Linked DNA regions of Homo sapiens: region 2 is linked to region 1. A link is an interaction called in ENCODE POLR2A ChIA-PET data of the cell type or tissue named here. Cell type or tissue: PC-9. All regions are shown on one strand. Links, peaks and the distances in the headings refer to the core of each region. The heading gives the core; the rest is flanking DNA. Region 1 overlaps CILP (cartilage intermediate layer protein). Region 2 overlaps CLPX (caseinolytic mitochondrial matrix peptidase chaperone subunit X).

Region 1 (5,379 bases), core at 184-5,183:
TTATCTCCAAAATTGGGGATGCTACTGGCATATTGTGGGTAGGGGCCATTGATGTTCTATGTCCTGCAATGCCTGGCACTGTTCTGCATAAAGAATCTCTGTGTTCTGAACAACTTTCACATATCCCACCACTCATTCATGTAGGTAGAAAACCTGTTTAAAGTGATCAGAGCTTTGGCCGGATGCAGTGGCTCACACCTGTTATCCCAACAATTTGGGAGGCCAAGGTGGGTGGGTTGCTTGAGCCTAGGAGTTCGAGACCAGCCAGGGCAACATGATGAAACCCTGTCTCTACAAAAAATACAAAAATCAGCTGGGCATGGTGGCACACGCCTGTAGTCCCAGCTACTCAGGAGGCTGAGGTGGGAGGATTGCTTGAGCCTGGAAAGTCAATGCTGCAGTTAGCCGTGAGTGTGCCACTACCCTCCAGCCTGGGCGACAGAGCAAGACCCTGTCTAAAACAAATTAAAAGATCAGAGCCTAGTATCTTTTACATGGCTTTAACCATATACTGAATTTTTCAAGAATGCAACTACCATATAAATTGAGCTAAGATTATACTTTGTTTAGCTCAGAACAATACCAAGAATTGTTCCTCGTCTCAGGAAAATCACGTTTCTACAACACCATTACCCAAGGACTGTGAATGCCAGAATGATACCTCTGTATCCATCAGCACTTGTAGCGGTCATGTTTATGGTGACCCTGGATTTAAATGCAAGTAGTTAACTTCTTGGTTTGTCTTCTCGTGTCAATGTGCCAAAGCATTTAGATATGGGAATACACACTATTTTGTATTAAAATTTAAAAAATTTATCCTTTGTTTTATAGTTAGGACCATGCACATATACATTTGGAAATTATAGGTAGTTATCTATAAATGTAACTTCAGAATAATAAAGTAGTATTAAAAATTCCTGTAGCAAAGAGGGAGCCTTGGTGTGATGGGTTGGGACCACTGCTGAGGGCTCCATATCTCTGCCAATGTCCAGAGTACTGTGTGTCTTGTCTGCCCTGAGGTCTGTTGCTCAACTTTTTAAGAGTCTAAAGTAGTCCAGGATCCTTCCAATACATTCTGTCCTTCTCTGCGTTTTGTTTTGTTTAGGCCAATTACCAAGCTATCTTCCTTCCTACTCATTTTCCAAAGACAGGCCCCTGATTGGTCTTTGGCCTCTAATCTCTCCCCATCCAGTTCTGTTCTTGAAGCCAGCTCTAGATCACCCTTTCTTGTAAAGCCCCCTCAGTTCCCACTTCTATATCTTTACCCATGCTGGCCCCTCAATCTGGAACACCCTCACCTCCACATACACAATCCCTGCCCATTCTTTAAGACCAGGGGTTCTAACCTTGGTTGCAAATTGGAATCACATGGGGAGGTTTTAAACTATGCATGCCCAGGCCACATCTCAGACCAATTAAGTCAGACTCTCTGGAGGTAAGACTGAGGCATCAGTATTTTTTCAAACCCAGTCAGGTCATACCAATGGGCAGCCAAAGCTGAGAACCATTACTTAAGCCCCAGCTGGAAAGCTGCTCCCTCAAGTAGCCATCCATGGTCACTCCCACCTGGGAGGTATCTACCATCTATTAGAGTCCACAGCCCCTTGTCTCCTATTTTAGCTGCATTTTTCTTTTCTTCTTCTTCTTTTTTTTTTGAGACAGAGTCTTGCTCTGTTTCCCAGGCTGGAGTGCAGTGGCGTGAACTCGGCTCACTGCAACCTCTGCCTCCTGAGTTCAAGCGATTCTACTACCTCAGCCTCCTGAGTAGCTGGGATTACAGGCGCACGCCACCATGCCTGGCTAATTTTTGTATTTTTAGTAGACACAGGGTTTCACCATGTTGTCCAGGCTGGTCTCGAACTCCAAACCTGAGGTGATCCATCCACCTTGGCCTCCCAAAGTGCTGGGATTACAGGTGTGAGCCGCCACACCTGGCCTTAGCTGCATTTTTCTATCTTGTTTGTCGCTTATTTACATGTCTTCACTCCTCCTCAAATGATGGCTCCATGGTGGTAGGATTCAGATCTGTACCATCGTTATGTCCTAGAGGTCCTGGCACTGTGCACAGTACAGAAAAGCCTGAGCTTGGCCAGGCACGGTGGTTCATGCATGTAATCCCAGCACTTTGGGAGGACGAAAGAGGTGGTGGGGGTCAGGAGTTCAAGACCAGCCTGGCCAACATGGCGAAACACCATCTCTACTAAAAATATAAAAATTAGCCAGATGTGGTGGTGCACGCCTGTAATCCCAGCTATTCAGGAGGCTGAGGCAGGAGAATCACTTGAACCTGGGAGGCAGAGGTTGAAGTGAGCTGAGATGGTGCCACTGCACTCCAGCCTGGGTGACACAGCGAGACTCCATCTCAAAAAAAAAAAAAAAAAAAAAAGAAAGAAAGAAAAGAAAAGAAAAAAGAAAAGCCTTAGCTATTACTGCATAGTTATGCCCACCTGGGTGCTCAGCCAACCCTGTTGCAGACCCAGGGGCCCCAGGGACCCAGACAGGCTTACCTATGACAATCAGCTGGGCAACCTTGGACTTCACAGCCCCAGCATCACTCTGGGCCTTGCAAAAGTACTCCCCAGCCTGGTGCTGCTGCAGTTTCCTCAGCACCAGCTTGCTCTCATGCTTGTAGAGGGAAGGATCCAGCAATGTGTCATTATGATACCTGCAAGGGATGGAGAGGTAGAACCTGAATGGGCAGTGGGAGGGCAGGTATTCCTAGAAAAGTGCCAGGAGCAGGCAGCCAAGGAGACAGATGATGAATGGGTTCCCACAAATGTCAATATCACCTTTGACTTGGCTCATCCAAGAGCACTAATTGGCCTGGGAAACAAGGAGCTTGGTTCTAAGTCCCAGCCCTACCACGTACCTGGCTGGGGATGCTTGGACAACCTCCCCCACCCCATCTCACCAATCTGTACTTCAGCTTTCTGGTCTATAAAATGTCAGCAATGACTTCTAGCTGACTTCACAGGACTGTTGGATGGGTCAAATAAGAAAGTGGCTATAAAATGTTTGTGAAGGATAAAGGACTCACAGCCATAAGGGATTCTGCCCTTGTTTGCATTTTTTTTTTTTCCTGAGATGGAGTCTTGCTCTGTCGCCTAGGCTAGAGTACAGTGGCATGATCTTGACTCACTGCAACCTCCGTCTCCCAGGTTCAAGCGATTCTCCTGCCTTAGCCTCTCGAGTAGCTGGGATTACAGGCATGCACCACCACGCCCAGCTAATTTTTGTATTTTTAGTAGATATGGGGTTTCACCATGTTGGCCAGACTGGTCTCGAACTCCTGACCTCAAGTGACCCACCCTCCTCGGCCTCCCAAAGTGCTGGAATTACAGGCATGAGACACCATGCCTGGCCCCTTGTTTGCTTTTATTGGGAAAAGCAGGACCTAGGAACTTTGTTCTGTGTCCTGATGATATACAAGTCTGGACCCCAAGACCAGAGATGCTCCAGGGGACCACAGCTTTTTTTTTTTTTTTTTTTGAGACAAGATCACACACTGTCACTCAGGCTGGAGTGCAGTGGTGTGATCACAGCTCACTGCAACCTCCGCCTCCTGGACTCAAGCGATCCTCCTACCTCATCCTGCCGAGTAGCTGGTACTAGAAACACAAGCCTGCAAACCTGGCTAATTTTTTGCATTTTTTATAGAGACAGGGCTTTACTATGTTGTCCAGGCTGGTCTCGAGCTCCTGGGCTCAAGCAATCCACCTGCCACAGCCTCCCGAAGTGCTGGGATTACAGGCGTGAGCTACTGTGCCCGGCCAAAGGGTTCCCCCAGCTTTGAGGGTACAATGAGAGAGCTTGCTGGTTGTCTGGCTCCCAACCCCATGGCTCCCATTTGTAAGTCCCAACATCCGGGCTCTGTACCACTGTCTTACTTGTAACTTTATTCTGTTGGTTATTGTTCTTATTAATAAGTCCAGACCCAATGCAAGAAGCTCTGGTTTCCAGGAGGAGAATTGGGCAGGGTAGCTAGCAGAATACGCACCAAAAATACTTGTCTGGCCTGGGCTTCCCTGTGGCCTTACAGCACAGAGACACGCTCTGCCCAGCTCTCCGTGCTTTTGTCTCAGGGTTCATCACCATGTATGGAGTCTCTGGGACAGAAAATGAGAAATAGCATTTTGGGTTTTTGTGTGTGTGTGTGACAGGTTCTACAGAGCCTAGCTCCCTCAGGGTCTTTGATGTTGTGAAAATTATAAGGCTTCACCCCTACCCCCAGCCCATCTCCATTGGTCCTAAGGGAATTGGTTCAGAGTGGAGTCTATCCTTCCACACCCCCAATCCTGGGACCTCTCCCATGGCCTGTCAAGCAGCATCTGGGTGGGTCAGTGGTGAAACAAGGGGACCTTGTGTCAGCCAAGATTCCAAGCACTACCTTTGGGACAGAACTGACTGTTTTAAATAGTGCAATATTCATGTTCTGCTGCCCCTGGCAGAATTTTCTGGCCATCCTGCACCATTTCTGAACTTCCCAAGCCTTTCTCTCTGTGACCTGCAAACCGCACACTATATTGTATTGACCGTTAGATAAGGTGGCCAGGGAAGACCTCATACATTTGAGGGAGCAAGCCACGCCAATATCTATGGGAAGAACATTCTAAACAGAATACATGCAGCAAGCACGAAGGCCCTGAGGCAGGAATGTGCCTGTGTGTTTGAGGAACAGATAGGAGCCCATTGCAGTTGGAGTAGAGTGATTTGGTGTAGAGCGAGTAACAGGAGAGGAGAGCAGAGAAGAAATGGAGGGCCAGATAATATAGTGCCATGTGGGCCATGGTAAGGATTCGGGGTTTTACTCCAAGTTAGCTGGGAAGCCAGCTTTTAGCACTATAATCCCTTTATTTAAAAATCTGGACCTTCTCACCAGCCCTACCCCAAAGAATTTAGTTACCTGCCCTCACAAACTCTGCCTTGATGGTGGCTGCCTTCAGGCTAGTCTTGGGCATTGTGAGTACAATGGGGGCAAACTTGACCTTTGTGATCTTCAGGATGCTTTTGCCATCAGGGCACAAGCCAGGGATTCGGAATCTCCCATCACTGTCTGTCTGGGTCAGCAGCTTCGGCGTCTTGGTCAGGAGGTAGATAGCAGCCCCTGAGGCTGGGGCACCTCCGGGAAGGGAGACAGCCCCATGAAGCATGAAGTCCTGGCACATGCAGGCATCACAGTCAGCATTCACCTGGCCCATTGGGCAGGTCAGGTCACAGGCTGTGGAACAAGGGGCCATATCAGCAGGGATTCTATGGATTCTGGCATTCCTTCAGCCACATCACAGATCACTTCCTCTCCTCCTTGGCCTTTGCTACCCTCCCTTATCAGCCTGCATGACTAACTCCCACTCATCCTTTAAAACTTATCCCAAGGCCAGG
Region 2 (5,369 bases), core at 370-5,369, 53 kb before region 1:
CCAGGAGTTCAAGGATGTTGTGATCCATGATAGTGCCAACTGCACTCCAGCCTGGGCGAGTGAGACCGCACCCTCCCCGCTCCCATCTCTTAAAAAGAAGAGTCAAATCTCAGAAGGGAATTGGAAAAATGCAAGACCAACTTTTAGTTGTGCTGCAGAAGAGAAGCAGCTGGGCAACAGGTGGAGAGGATTTGGGTTCAAGGAAGTTGTTTTGTTTGTATGCTGATGAGAACTAACCTCAAAAAGTGGAGGAAATTGTTGAACTAGGAGATAGAAGGGCAAGTGCTGAAGAAATGTTTTTAAGTAGGCCTCCAGTCACGTTTCCTTCCATTCATTTTCCTGAGCCTGCCCCCAACAATTTAAAAGGGACATCTGATCATGTTCAACTCCCCTGCTAAAACTTTCAATAACCCCCCACTACCTTCTGTAAAAACTTACAATTTAACCTGGCATACAAGACATTCCATTCTTTTTTGTTTTTTTGAAACAGAGTCTCGCTCTTGTCACCCAGGCTGGAGTGCAGTGGCGTGATCTCAACTCACTGCAACCTCCACCTCCCAGACTCAAGTGATCCTCTGTCCTCAGCCTCCTGAGTAGCTAGGATTACAGGTGCCCCCCACCATGCCCGGCTAATTTTTGTACTTTTAGTAGAGATGGGGTTTCATCACGTTTGGCCAGGCTGGTCTCGAACTCCTGACCTCAGGTGATCCACCCGCCTCATCCTCCCAAAGTGCTGGGATTACAGGCATGAGCCACCATGCCTGGCCATTCCATTATTTCTTTAAAAATGTATGGGGTACCAGATGTATGTAGCACTATGGTAGGTGCTGGTTATAGTTAACAAAACAGGCTGGGTCACCATCTTTGTGGAACTTATGGTGTAGTTGGAAAGATACGTAAATAAGCTTGGGAGATTTGCTATAGGACAGGAAATACTAAGCAGTGTTTGGATGCCACTGGGAATAATTCAGAAGGAAGGACACAGATACTATAGTAGAGACATGATCAAAAGAATTAAAGGCCTTGAGAAATGAGAGGGGATGATGAGACCCAGAGCATGTGGGGAGTGACTGAGTTTTGTAGGAGGGATACTTCAGTTGTAACTAGAGAGAAAGGTTGAGTGATGGAGTAGATAGATTTATAGATGGTGGGATGATGAATTCCATCAATGGTTTTTCAATGAAATGTGAAGCAAGATCCTTAGCTAGATGGAGAGGAGAATATTAAATGGTCATTTCAGAGTATTAACAAGAAGTTACAGTTGTTGCTTATTTCTTACCTCCTACAGCTTCCTAGTTGTTGTTTTACACTTCTGAGATTTTGATTTAGTTCTCATTATTCTTTTCTGGCAAATTTCTACTTGTTCTTCCAGACTTATCTAGGCCATCACTTTCTATGTCACCACACCTGGTACCTATCTCACTTCCACTATTAAAATACACTTTAGTTTGTATTTGTTTCCCCTACAAGACTAGTAAGATTCCTGAAAAACTTGGCCTGTGTCCCTAGTGTCAAGCGGGACATTTAAGTAAGGATTTTTGATAAATGTTTAACAGACATTGTCTGTGGAATCTACAGCTAGAATTTATCTGATATGGAAGTGCCAAGGATTAATCAATCCCTAGAATGAAGCAGCTCATATGACATCTGTGCCCTTTTAAAAATGGCACTGTTTGGCTGTGCTTGTTGTTGTCAATGCAGAGTGCTCCTGCACCATTGCTGTATGGACACACCACCACGTTGGCTTTCATTTAGTCTTTTTGTTTTATTCAAATGTCAAAATGTAAGTTCCAAGATACAAATTATGTTTGATTTAAAAACATCGACTATGCTTTGTTAACAACTTCCAAAGCCAAATGTAAGTTGTTGTGACTAAAATGCCTCCCCAGTACATTTCTGGAGGATTAACCTTAATATGTTTAGCAGCTAGTCTGATTTCCACTCTACAAAAAGGAAAATGATGCTATAAGGGAAAGATAATGAACAAAGTTATAATATGTAAGACTTCCTGGGAAGAACTTGAACCATTACTAGGGAGACCAAGGAGAGGTGTTTCTGTTCCATACTATAGCAACCAGCCTTAACACTCTGTAATACAAAGTGCATTTCTGGTCCTACCCAGCCATAAATACCATACATCCCTTTTATTAATTATATCAAAGAAAGCCCAACTCTTCATCAACAAGATTTAGAATTTCCTAATAGCTTTAGTTTTTCCCTAAAAAAAACTGTGTAAAAGGAAAGCTCGAGTCTATAAACCAAAAAAAAAAACCCACAAATATTTACATGTACTCTGATTTAAACAATTTCAAATGAGATTAAACTGAATGAATATAGAACTTGTACCACCATTATAGAAGGAAAGAAAAAAAGCTTAAAAGGTACCCAAATATTTTAATATTTATGGAATTAAATGATACAATTTTCATTAAGACCCCAAATATCCCACCACTTTTTAGCTTTGCTGTATAATGAAGGTTAGTAACTTATATGTTAGTGTGAACACATTTACTTTGGCTGATAGCAAAACATAGATTTTTTAAAATGTTCTAAGAAGCCAAAGAATTAGACCAAAATGTTCAGCACCAAAAAACAAAACAAAAAAACTAGCTCAATACTTCAGGTTAAATACACAATATCAAGAAATTTTATTTAGGTCAGCACATGGCTGTTACTATGACTGATACTGCATGCTATTTCTAGAATTAGATATGTATCTTTCTGGCTGGATGCGGTGGCTCATGCCCGTAATTCTAGCACTTTCAGAGGCCAAGGTGGCCGATTGCCTGAGCTCAGGAGAGACCAGCCTGGGCAACATGGCGAAACCCCGTCTCTACTAAAAATACAAAAAATTAGCCAGGTGTGGTGGTGCACGCCTGTAGTCCCAGCTACTCAGGAGGCTGAGGCATGAGTATCGCTTGAACCTGGGACTCAGAGGTTGCAGTGAGCCAAGATTGTGGCACTGTACTCCAGCCTGGGTGACACAGCGAGACTCTGTCTCAAAAAAATAAAATAAAATAGATATATAACTTTCTGAAGATTTAAGCCAGACTTCAATTCCATGTACTCACCCATAGTACTAAAATGGATTAAAGATGGTAAATAAGGCCGGGTGTGGTGGCTTACGCCTGCAATCCCAGCACTTTGGGAGGCTGAGGCCAGCAGATCACAAGGTCAGGAGTTACAGACTAGCCTGGCCAACAGGGTGAAACCCTGTCTCTACTAAAAATACAAAAATTAGCCAGGTGTGGTGGTGCGTGCCTATAATCCCAGCTACTTGGAAGGCTGAGGCAGGAAAATTGCTTGAACCTGGGAGGCGGAGGTTGCAGTGAGCCAAGATCGCACCACTGCACTTCAGCTTGGGACAGCGTGAGACTCCGCTCAATTAAAAAAAAAAAAAAAAAAAAGATGGTAAATAAATCAGACAACTTGGTAAGAAAATGGCCTTTTTTACAGAACCAATTGGGAAGTTAGTGTCATGCATTAGCAGATAAGACTAGGAATACAGCTAAACCAATTATCAAAATATAGTTCTTCAGGGTATTTTTCAATGAAATGTTTAACTACTTGAAAACTACCTGGTCCAATTTTTTGTTTTCGCCCTGAGACGGAGTCTCACTTTGTCGCCCAGGCTGGAGTGCAGTGGCACAACCTCAGCTCACTGTAAACTCTGCCCTCCGAGTTCAAGCGATTCTCCTGCCTCAGCCTCCCGAGTAGCTGGGATTACAGGCACCTGCCACGGCACCCAGCTAATTTTTCATATTTTTAGTAGAGATGGGGTTTCACCATCTTGGCCAGGCTGGTCTTGAACTCCTGACCTCGTGATCCACCCGCCTTGGCCTCCCAAAGTGCTGGGATTACAGGCGTGAGCCACCACGCCCGGCCTACCTGGTCCAATTTTTAAGATGAATAAAATTCCAATATTTTCAGAAACACATGTGGGTAAAAAAGGTAACACTAAAGAATGGTATCTCAATATTCAATTTTAAAGAATTTATTTTCCCATTTGTAGAGTAACATTATTGTAAAATCTACAGTTATCGCAATACCTGCATTGCTTAAAAGAATTCCTAAGAATTTTGTTAAAGCATATTTTTTTTAAAAAACTGAACCAAAATAATGTACATTTTATCTCTAAACATTGTGTCATTAAAGTCCATATAACATCTTCCGTAAAATCAATGTGATGTTACAATTATATACATGATCTGATTCTTCTCCTAAAGGCTTCTCTGACCATGTATGATATCCAAGATAGATCCAATGCCTTTAATATCAGACTGTAGAGACAATTATGATCCTAAACAAAAGAAGGAAAAGCTGTATATACAAGACAGCAATATGACAGTTTAGCTGTTTGCAGCATCTGCTTGGCGGGGCCATCCTTCTTCTTCAACTCCAGAGTCATACTCCTCTTCAGAGGATTCTTTTGTTGGAGCCCTACAATGAAAAGCCATGTTTGTTTTTTTAAAATAAAAAATGGAGGTAAACATGATCTTTAAAATCAAAACAGCAAAGTAACCTCTCCTAGCTAAGAAAGCCACGATAATAGAAAATATTAGGAGCACTTTTAATATTAAGACGGCTTAGGCCGGACACAGTGGCTCACATCTGTAATCCCAGCATTTTGGAAGGCCGAGGAGGGCTGATCACTTGAGGTCAGGAGTTCGAGACCTGCCTGGCCAACATGTTGAAACCCCATCTCTACTAAAAATACAAAAATTAGCCGGGTGTGGTGGCACACACCTGTAGTCCCAGCTACTCAGGAGGCTGAGGCAAGGGAATCGCTTGAACCCAGGAAGTGGAGGTTGCAGTAAGCCGAAATCATACCACTGCACTCCAGTCTGGGCGACAGAGCAAGACTGAGTCTCAAAAAAAAAAAAAAAAAAAAAAGATTGCTTAGTAATATGGGAAACAGACTATACAACCAAGAGTTGCAAATAAACTTCCCAGCATTTTCCCTGACAAATTTATTACTGGGAGAAAAAAAAAAAAAAAAAAAAAAAAGGACAATATGGCTTCAATTGTGAAGGCTTAAAAAATCCTCTTCTCCAAGAAAGTATCATCTGTTATTTCAACTCAAATGCTGGAACTTAGCATATGTATATGGTAAAGAAGCTATTTCTGATCACATCCGTCTTGTCTCGAACTAGTAAAAATGATAATTCAGGTCACCACAATTCCTTTAAAAGCCATACGTCAATGTCATTAAACAATAAAAATAAAAGATTATATCTCTCTGGATAACTAAGGTTGTTCAAAACACATCAACTGCCTCTAAAGTTATCTTGGAACACAAGCAAACATAAAACATAACATACCTTATGATTTGAGTTAAACAGAAACCTAGCTTTTGTGTAGGTAACATT

Evidence for each region. Peaks named below come from ENCODE experiments on the same cell type or tissue, not always from the same donor. Only the 100,000 strongest peaks of a DNase experiment are listed, where the experiment ranks them.
Region 2: POLR2A ChIA-PET joins it to region 1 with 11 read pairs; 2 of 35 experiments call an interaction of 5 or more read pairs at or near these places.

What each region holds. Positions count from the first base shown.
Region 1 is chr15:65,199,365-65,204,743 of GRCh38, forward strand. It overlaps CILP (cartilage intermediate layer protein), which reads right to left. Exons shown (of 9, transcript NM_003613.4): 6 at 4,904-5,218; 7 at 3,998-4,106; 8 at 2,508-2,665. Among named protein-coding and RNA genes, the nearest start is that of CILP, 9.4 kb to the right of the region's middle. In PC-9, for the core only: no CTCF peak of the experiment used is centred there; a DNase peak (open chromatin) is centred at 2,767.
Region 2 is chr15:65,146,474-65,151,842 of GRCh38, forward strand. CLPX (caseinolytic mitochondrial matrix peptidase chaperone subunit X) reads right to left here. Exons shown (of 14, transcript NM_006660.5): 14 at 1,746-4,440. The coding sequence ends at 4,350. Among named protein-coding and RNA genes, the nearest start is that of PDCD7, 15 kb to the left of the region's middle. In PC-9, for the core only: no CTCF peak of the experiment used is centred there; no DNase peak of the experiment used is centred there.